Linked DNA regions of Homo sapiens: all the other regions are linked to region 3. The links are chromatin contacts, found by Hi-C or POLR2A ChIA-PET in ENCODE. All regions are on one chromosome and are shown on one strand. The core of a region is the stretch at or near the end of the contact, and the rest is flanking DNA. Distances in the headings are between cores, read along the strand shown. Region 1 overlaps PHEX (phosphate regulating endopeptidase X-linked). Region 2 overlaps PHEX (phosphate regulating endopeptidase X-linked). Region 3 overlaps PHEX (phosphate regulating endopeptidase X-linked).

Region 1 (3,078 bases), core at 490-2,989, 76 kb after region 3:
TAAGAAAGAAAAAAGAGAAAATGCCTCATGGGTAAGTTTTCTACATTGATTACATGTAGAAATAACAGTATTTTGGATATATTGGGGTAGATAAAATATATCATCCCAACTGCTGACACGTTTACTTTTTAAAGTGTGGCTCCTAGAAAACATAAAATCACATGTGACTTGCATTTGTGACTCACATTATATTTCTATCGGACAATACTACTCTGGAAGGTATCTTTATAGGTCTCTAATTGTGTGAATATGGGTAAATTACTTAACCTGTTGTTATGGTTTGGCTCTGTCTCCACCCAAATCTCATCTCAAATTCTAATCCCCGCATGGGTGGTTCAGTGGCAGAATTCTCAAATTGTAATCCCCATAATCCCCACGTGTTGAGGGAAGAACGTCATGGGAGGTGATTAGATCATGGGGGCATTCTTCCCCCATGCTGTTCTCGTGATAGTGAATGAGTTCTCAAGAGATTTGATGGTTTTATAAGGCAGTTTGCCCTGCTCTTGCTCACTCTCTCTCACCTGCTGCCATGTAAGACATGCCTCCTTCCCCTTCCGCCATGATTTTCAGTTTCCTGAGGCCTCCCTAGCCATGCAGAACTGTGAGTCAATTAAACCTCTTTCCTTTACAAGTTACCCAGTCACAGGTATTTCTTTATAGCAGTGTGAAAACAGACTAATACACCTCTCTAAGCCACAGTTTGCCCAATCGTAAAACAGGAATAATATCACCTTCCTAGTTTTCAGGGCTTTTACCAGGCAGTAAAGGTCAAATGGCCCAAATCTAATCCTGGCTCCATTGCATATCAGCCGTGTGACCTTGGGCTAGTTATACTGCTTGGTGCCTCTGTCTTCTCATCTGTAAAATGCAGATAAATCTTACATCTTCCGTGTTGGGAGCTCAGTTCAGAGTCCAATAAATGATAACTAATGATATTATTAAATAAGGTCACCTCAATAAAGTGCCCAGCCCTGTTAGGTCCTGCCCTATGTGACATATTCTTACAACTTTTTTAATCTATTAAAGGCTCACTTCACAGTAATGAATTATCTCCCCATTAGTAGTAAATCAGAGGAGAAATGGGGATTTTGTCACATTGTAAAGATGCTTGACCCATCCACACCTCAGTCACAGTTGAAAAGTTCTCAGAATTGGGGGTGAGAGCATAGCTAAAACAATCTAATCAGAGAGTCTGGAAATACAAGGATAAAATTTTCAACTCAGTTCCACTATGAATGTTAGCATGCAACCAACTTTTCAATTTTTGTAGGGCTTCCATTCTGCCGTTGACCAATTCAGAGTATGGTAAAGGTAAGGGATTCACGCATCTCTCTAAGGCGCAGGACATCTGAGTCATCTGCTTCTGCTGTGAAATCTGAATGCCCCTGGAATTTCTCACAAAAATCCCATATTCTCAGCTCCATTATTATTCTGGCTTCTGGCAACCAACAGCAGGAACACGTGGACCCTTGGAGAAGCTTCAGGAATTGTTACCACCAAAGCTCACGTGGGTATGCCTCCCAACTGTTACCACCAAAGCCAGCTAGGATTTTTCTTTCCTTTCCAAACAGTCATCCTCTTTCAGGAAGTAGTTTTTCAAAAATATGCAATCCTTCTGAACAACTGCAAAGTAAAATACACTTAAACATACCAACCTTGTAAAACAGGACCTGGGTGTGGGCAGGTGGAAAAGTGTCATTGTGGGTGTATACGTCTTTCTCAGGATGCACATATCCTGTGTTATTAGTCATGCTGAGGAACTTATATTTAGTCAAAGGAACCTAAATTTAGCCCACAATCTTCTAAAGTGAAATGTTTCTTTCCTCCTACAACATTCAAGCTAACTCACAGGAAACTTTTCATAATGTGTGGCAATATTTATGCTACAAAAATGCCCCCTTGTCTGCTTTCCCATTCATTTTTTTCAGCCAATATTCCCATGCATAGCATTTTGCAGGCTATTGCTCCACTTCTCAGAAACCTTAGCATTCCCTGCTGCAAGTCAAAAATCTCACCAATGGATTTCAACATCTCTTATCTCCTGTCATCTCTCACCAAAGGCCCTGTTCATTCCTTCCTTCCAACAAAGCCAAGCTATATATATTGGATCTGACCCTTAGGACTTAGCTCCCAGCACCTCCAGGTTTGCAGTTCCCCTACTCCCTTACTCCCCACCCTTCTAAGTTCAATCAACAGCCCCTGTCTTCAACATTGAATAACAAGCTAGCTCTGTTGTACACCATGTAGTATCTGCTTATGGATAAACACTCTACTTGGTGTATTACTATTTCCAATCATTTGCACTGTTCATAAAAGCTATATCACTTCGAATAAGAATTGACTTTTTTTTTTTTTTTTTTGAGACAGGGCTTTGCTCTCTCACCCAGGCTGGAGTGCAGTGGCACAATCTTAGCTTACTACAGCCTTGAATTCCTGGGCTCAAGCATTCTTCCCTCTCCAACTTCCTGAGTAGCTGGGACTACAGATGTACACTGCCAGGCCCAGAATTGACCTTTAATGCCCTGCTTTCATGATAAGCACATGGCAAGCCTTAGTAATTTCACCTGAAAATATACAGGTTCCAAGGCATAGACAATCATAAAGACTGCATTTAATCAGTTCAAGGGTTGGTACTGGTACAAACTCCAGTTTCATCTAATATCCTCATAAACACATATTAACTGTCAGTAACATGCTCATTACCCCGGGAGTCTAGACAGTGAAGTACTCAAAGATTTGGGCATGAGTGGACCCATGAGGCCACGTAATAGTCAATGCCACTCCAAGCACCTGAATTAAGATGGATCAAGAGGCTGGAGCTAAATAAAACTGCCTTCTTGAATCTTGCTCTAGCAATCCTTACATACACTGGGGTTCTTAATGGTTTTTTCTGCCTACATCTCTTGAGCAGTCTGTTGAAACCTATGGACCATTCTGAGAATAATGTTTATAAGTACATAAAATAAGAAACATAGGCTTACAAAGAAAAACAGGTATTTCAAAACACAGCACAACTTTTTTTACTGTGTGAAATATATATATGTGCTATTTGATTAATTCATTAAATACCAAGCCCTA
Region 2 (2,995 bases), core at 138-2,637, 85 kb before region 3:
CCACATTGCTTTGCTCACTTAATTCTTACAACAAATCCATGAGTTCAGAAACATTGACCCGTTTCACAGATGAAGATGCTGAGACTCAGGAACATTAAGTAACTTGCCCAAGTTCATAAAACTAGTTGAACCTAGATTTGGACCCATGTCTGACTCTAGAACCCCTTTCTGCTATGCTTTTCTTGAAGCAACATATACTCCAGATGAATTTTCACAGTGTGAAAACCCCTGCACTATATAGAGATACATAGAAGCACCCATTTTAGGTCTTCTCATGTCACAGTTGTAGATATTTAAAAATATATAGGCAGAGAAATGGCTGTCCAGGACACTGATAAAAGAGCTAGACACCATTCAAGGATACAGACTCTGGTTTCTCTGCCTGAATGAGCAGTGGTCTCACTTGGGCTGAGCATGGTTTAAGAACCAGGAGAACCAAGTCAGTGTTTATAAACATTCCCTTTAAAAGAAGCACATGGATTTTTACCTAAATTCATCTACAAGTATAATAGATTTGAGGCATAGCAAGGATTTAGGTATTTTTCCAGCCCTAGTAATATATCAGGAAAAAGTTCATGCCTGGTTAAGGGATGACCAGGCCCCAACCCCAAAGATTCTGATTCAGCAGGTATGGGGTAGGACTCAAGAATGTTCCCAAGGAAGACAGATGCTGTTGATCTTGTAAACACGCTTTGAGAACCAATGGTTTAAAGCAAGCTAATGTCCAAATGAGGAAAAATGAACCACAAGGTGCCCCCCTTAGCCACAGTTGTACTCACATTTAAGCCAGCTTTCTTCCAATAATAGTTGCTATACTGGTTAATCATGCATTTTGTTTTTTCCTTAAACTTTTCTTCTGATTCAGTAGACCACCAAGGATCCAGGTTTCCATTTTTATCATATTTTCTACCTAGCAAAAGGAAAAGTTCGAAGACATTTGTGTTATTTATGGAAACTAAATTCATCTTTCCTTTCCCTCACCTCGACAAGCCTTCAAAAAGCAGTCATAACAGCAGGGAACACTCTTCCTGAGATCAGCTCCTGCATTCTCTCCAATGTCACAGGTTAATTGTAAAAAGGGCAAAAAGGATAAAGACAATTGAGGAAGTTCTTTCCTTCTAAGGAACAAAGAGCACCTTAAAAATGAGATTCATCAATTTATTACATATACTAGTCTTATTCAATCTTGGATTCTGTGTCTTCACCTGATTTGACCCAAAGTGTTCACTGGATTATGAAATAAAATGGCTTCATTCAGAAAGCCCATGGAGGCAATCAGAGCATTACTACCAGTGAAATTCCAAATGATCCATAGGAATAGCCCCAGTGAGTCATCCATACTGTGCGATCATAGACCCTGACTCAGCCCTATAGGAACCTGTTTCCTCCAAGTTGCCAGGAGCTGAAAGACACATAAAACCTCTGTTATGATTCATTCCACAGCCACTAGTGTGGACGGAAGGCCCATCTGTCCTGCTTAGACAGGGAAGATTGCTCTAAAAAGAAAACTTGGAATAAGAATGAAAATCTCCAAAACACAATGGGAAGAAAGATTACACATGCTTTCTTGCTATGTGCTCACTCTTCATTTTCTCTACAGCCTTTGAAACAAAATTTGGATGCTGCTAGACTGTCTTCTATATTCAGGGTTACTATGAGAATCAGAGGCATCGTTTAAATTTAATTATACAGAGAGCTTACAAAAAAGTCCCGTAAGTAAAGTTGTTAATTGGAACAATCCAAAACTCTTCAGCAAGGCTACATACTACTAACACCACCCCCTGGGATAGTATGGAGTCACTGTCCTCTACCCACTAACCAACCAATCATTAAATAGGTACCGGGCATGTACTTATATGTGCAATGCACTGTTCTAAGCATTGGTTACAGAGTGAAATTGCCACCATTAGATTCAGTCCTTTGAGAAAGACTCCAGAAGGTTCTGGGGAGGAACTGTACTTAAATTTCCTATCAAGAGAGGTCCAGAACGAAGAAAGGACTATTAGCTTTTTTTTTTCTTAGCTAAGACTCTCATCTCAGATAAACCAAACACCCAAAGGCAGAAAGTCTAGCTCTGCAGAGTCAGATAACTACAAGTCAGCCACATTTATAACTACAAGTCAGCCACATTTTAACAGAGAAGGGAAGACCAGGGGAGCAAAAAATCTAGGTGATTAAGGAAGGGCTGGTGGGAGTACAGGAAGACTTTTCTAGAAGAGCCTAAGTGTCTCTGGCCCTGGGGTAGGCATCCAGGAAGGATGTTGGAGATACTACAGGGATGGAAGAAAGAGGTCCCCTTCTATATAACGTTGCCTTAGGGCAGCTGGTTCCTGAGACTGCCTGTAAATCACTGTGTGGGTATGGATGTGATAGTAATTTGCTACTAATCCGTAAGTTTCAGAGATTTCATGTGGCCTTCCGATAATACTCCAAAGTTAAAGGAGAAAAGAGTGCTGATTAATGATGATGAGGACTCTCAAAGGAAGCCATTTCTTTAGTTTATGTCATATTCTGCTTTTTCTTTTTGCTTAAATGTCATCGGGATACAAAGCATATCCTATTATATAAATTATCAGGAAAGTATAGACTTTAAAATAATCAGAATAGGCCAGGCGCGGTAGCTCATGCCTGTAATCCCAGCACTTTGGGAAGCTGAGGTGGGCAGATCACGAGGTCAGGAGATCGAGACCATCCTGGCTAATGTGGTGAAACCCCGTCTCTATTAAAAATACAAAAATTAGCTGGGCATAGTGGCACGTGCCCGTAATCCCAGCTACTCGGGAGGCTGAGGCAGGAGAATCACTTGAACACGGGAGGCCGAGGTTGCAGTGAGCCGAGATCGTGCCACTGCACTCCAGCCTGGCGACAGAGCTAGACTCCGTCTCAATAATGATAATAATAATAATAATAATCAGAATATAAGCCAGTATAGAGAAAAATATAGATTAAGCATTGCATAATCTTCGAAATCGTAAAAGGGAACCAGTCAGCCAAG
Region 3 (2,928 bases), core at 87-2,586:
TCCCAGAGCTCAGCAGGTGGGGATGTGAAAATTTGCATCTCTAATGAGTTCCCAGGGACCACTGCTGCTACTGGTCTGGAACCACACCTTGAGAACCACCAGGCTCCGGATATAAGCAGAGCCCTGACCGCATACCTGGGAGAAGTCCAGTACCTAGGCCTGGTAGAGCTTAGAGACAAAGCCAAAGAAGTGGGCTACACCTCTGTTTCGCCCTCTGCAAGAAAACTCTCACCACCTCACTCAAAGCCTGTGTGTGAGAGTCACATGCCAATAAATTTAGGACCATTCAGCCGACTTCTCTGCACCTGCTGTGGCCAAGGTTAAGGCCACTCCCTCAGAGCATCATTAGGATGCCACCTCCCTGTGAGTCCCATCCTGCTATTTTTCTTTGGATGTGACCTGACAAACTTAGGTCCCAGGGGCAAAGAGCACAAACAAACAAATAATTCCGAAGGGATCCAGCTTTTTGGCTATATAGTCAAATCCAGCTGGAGATAAGCCAAGCTCAGGAAGTTGCTCCTCCTGATCTGACGCTCTCCTGCCAGGTCTCAGTCAGAATCCTGATGTAGCGACCTTGAGATCCTCCTCTTCTACTCTGGCAAGGGCAAATCCTCCAGAAGACACCCCTAAAATCATTATTTTATCACCTGACACTCATTCAACAGCTGTGGTCACCAGAAAAATAACAGATGCCCTGTCCTTTGCTGCTTATTTACAATAAGAGCACATGCTTGCAGGGAACAGAGAATCCTAAACAAAAAGCGGTGCTTATTTCACGATACTAAATTTCCACTTGAAACCTACACCATCAGTTTCACAATACAAAAACTACTCGTGACCTCTTAAGAGATGAGCAGGAAAAGGCAGGGAGACAGAGAAAACAAATTTACCCTTCACGGGAGCAGAGGCATCCTCATTTATCTTTTACAGTGAACACCCCTAGCAAAGAGTACAACAAAGCCACATCCACACACTTCCATTTTGAGACGAGGTCATTGCTACAAAAGCCAAGGTATTAGGCCTCAGAACACTGCAGCTTTCTGTACCTGCCCGGTTCAGGAGGTCGGTCACTATGGAATGCTGAGGTTAACACTTCTTAGGAGGCTCTGTAATTAGCTGCGGTCCAGAGCTTCATGGTGAGGGAAAGAAAAGCTTCTCCCTTTCACAAATCAGAACATTTTTCCAGCTTTCCCAATGGGTTGCCAAGTGACTCAGCATTGGCCCAGTGTGGGCACTATTATTGATGAGAAATCTTCCGCCTGGGTGATACACTGCATACAACACATGCCCAAAGAACAGTGCCAAGTCATACCAGGAAGAGCAGGCGAGTTATTCACCTCCACTTCAAATGCAGGCAAATCCTTTCTTAATGCAGGGGCTACTCAGTATCAGAAAGACAAAACCCTAAGATAGTGGGAGATTTCCATCTAAGATTCAAGGAATTATTAGGCAAAGTCTCTCCTTTCTTGTTGACTATTAAAAGGCAATCAAATCGAGGACAGCAGAGAAAAAGGGCAAGAAATTTTTTTTTTTTCAAAAACAACGCCGGAGTAGAAAGCTGCATAAAAGCTTTCAACGCCGCTAGTGTTCTTTGTGAGTACCACGAGCTCCACCCAGAGGTCATTTTAAGAACTGCATGTTCATTTAATTTTGAGGGGAAAAAAAAAAAAAAAATTTACATCTTCTGGGGTCCAGGAAAGGACCCACTTCAAAGAACTGCTGAAATTGCTTCAACAACATCCATCTTTCTTGCATTTCGTTAAAGAAACTTCTCTGAACTCTGAAATGCAAGATACAGTCGGGGAACTTTGTGAGATCCAATTTGCCTTTGATATTTGTACCTGTCGTGGAACTAGCAGAGTTCCTGGCAGGTTGAACTCAGCTCAAAGAAAGCAGAGTGTTCAAAGAACGCTTTTAGAAGAAAAACTGACAGCTCTCATTGAAATAAAATAGAAGACTGGAGAGCAACTCGGGAGGCAAACAGGAACATGTCTAATATTAGAAGAACTGAGAATAGTCCTGCTTCAAGAAGGACCCATGGGCCACTTGCCGAGAAGGGCCAACTGTGAGGCACCCACTCCCTTATGCCACTCAGAAGAGCTCCCTGAGGCAACTGCAATCCACACTGCTCAAAGAACTGACTGCACTTCCCAGAACATTCCCCTGGCATCCAGCTATTCATAACACATTACCCCCAACACCTATACATACACACACACTCCACCCCACCCTCCACCCTGGTGGTCCTGTACTAATTCATGCAAGCACCTCTTCGGTTCATGTGGGGTCAGGCGAGGATAAAGAGCCCTTAATACACTAAGCGCTCAACTGCCCAGGGCAAGACACATCCTGTTCCACATACCACAAGCTAGCTCAGCAAATAAATGAAGCCTTCATAAAACAACAATATGTTGGTGTTGAAAGTTGTCTACCATCTGGAGAGTTTCCCATCACAGCCCATGTGCTCTTGCCTTCATCAGCCTGTGCCTTATGTGACTGAGGACAGCTTTGACAGATTTTTGAAGGGGAAACAAAAAATCAAACCTACTCTTTGTCTTCCTCCAACGCTGCCTTGCCACCCACCATCCCAGTTCTTCCTTCATTATAAACACTGAACAAACGCCTTTTCACATCTACTGACAAAAGTATCTATGGCAATGTTTATCCATCTCCAGTACCATGAGTTTAAAGCACTAGAAAATATCCTTGCTAAAACTCTACGTGTTCTCATTTCAACAAGGTTAAGCATTCCCAGAACGCTGAGGCAAAAATATTTGTGCTCAGTATGACTCAGTATGACTCCAGGCAGTGTTTCCCCAGACCTGCCTAGTGATAACAATCACCCGGAGACTGGCTAAAGTGACAGCTGTTCAGCCTGCATCCATGATCCATTAACCCAGGCCTTGCTGGGAAGGGGCCCAGAAAGCC

The links. Hi-C counts contacts between places; a loop is a spot of excess contacts on that map. ChIA-PET counts read pairs that join two places held with the same protein, here RNA polymerase II (POLR2A). Pooled maps may share reads with other maps.
Region 1: a loop to region 3 is called in a map of PC-9, with 12 times the contacts of the local background. The contact joins two enhancer-like sites. A Hi-C loop is called at or near these places in 1 of 168 maps with a recorded cell type or tissue (PC-9) and 7 of 50 pooled maps. POLR2A ChIA-PET finds 5 or more read pairs at or near these places in 5 of 52 experiments (GM12878, OCI-LY7, PC-3 and 2 more).
Region 2: a pooled map shows a loop between it and region 3 (2.3-fold over the local background). The contact joins two enhancer-like sites. A Hi-C loop is called at or near these places in 1 of 50 pooled maps. POLR2A ChIA-PET finds 5 or more read pairs at or near these places in 3 of 52 experiments (GM12878, H1 and IMR-90).

Annotation. Positions count from the first base shown.
Region 1 is chrX:22,059,437-22,062,514 of GRCh38, reverse strand. All of the region lies in intron 3 of PHEX (phosphate regulating endopeptidase X-linked), which reads right to left. Among named protein-coding and RNA genes, the nearest start is that of PHEX, 29 kb to the right of the region's middle. Within about 2 kb of position 1,739, at least 2 of the 41 ENCODE cell types and tissues checked have a DNase peak (open chromatin) inside an H3K27ac peak, as active enhancers do; they include PC-3 and PC-9, where a contact is called at or near this core.
Region 2 is chrX:22,219,528-22,222,522 of GRCh38, reverse strand. It overlaps PHEX (phosphate regulating endopeptidase X-linked), which reads right to left. Exons shown (of 22, transcript NM_000444.6): 18 at 780-910. The region is part of intron 9 of PTCHD1-AS (PTCHD1 and PHEX antisense RNA); the gene reads left to right. Among named protein-coding and RNA genes, the nearest start is that of PHEX-AS1, 48 kb to the right of the region's middle. Within about 2 kb of position 1,387, at least 3 of the 41 ENCODE cell types and tissues checked have a DNase peak (open chromatin) inside an H3K27ac peak, as active enhancers do.
Region 3 is chrX:22,134,784-22,137,711 of GRCh38, reverse strand. The region is part of intron 12 of PHEX (phosphate regulating endopeptidase X-linked); the gene reads right to left. Among named protein-coding and RNA genes, the nearest start is that of PHEX-AS1, 37 kb to the left of the region's middle. Within about 2 kb of position 1,336, at least 12 of the 41 ENCODE cell types and tissues checked have a DNase peak (open chromatin) inside an H3K27ac peak, as active enhancers do; they include PC-3 and PC-9, where a contact is called at or near this core.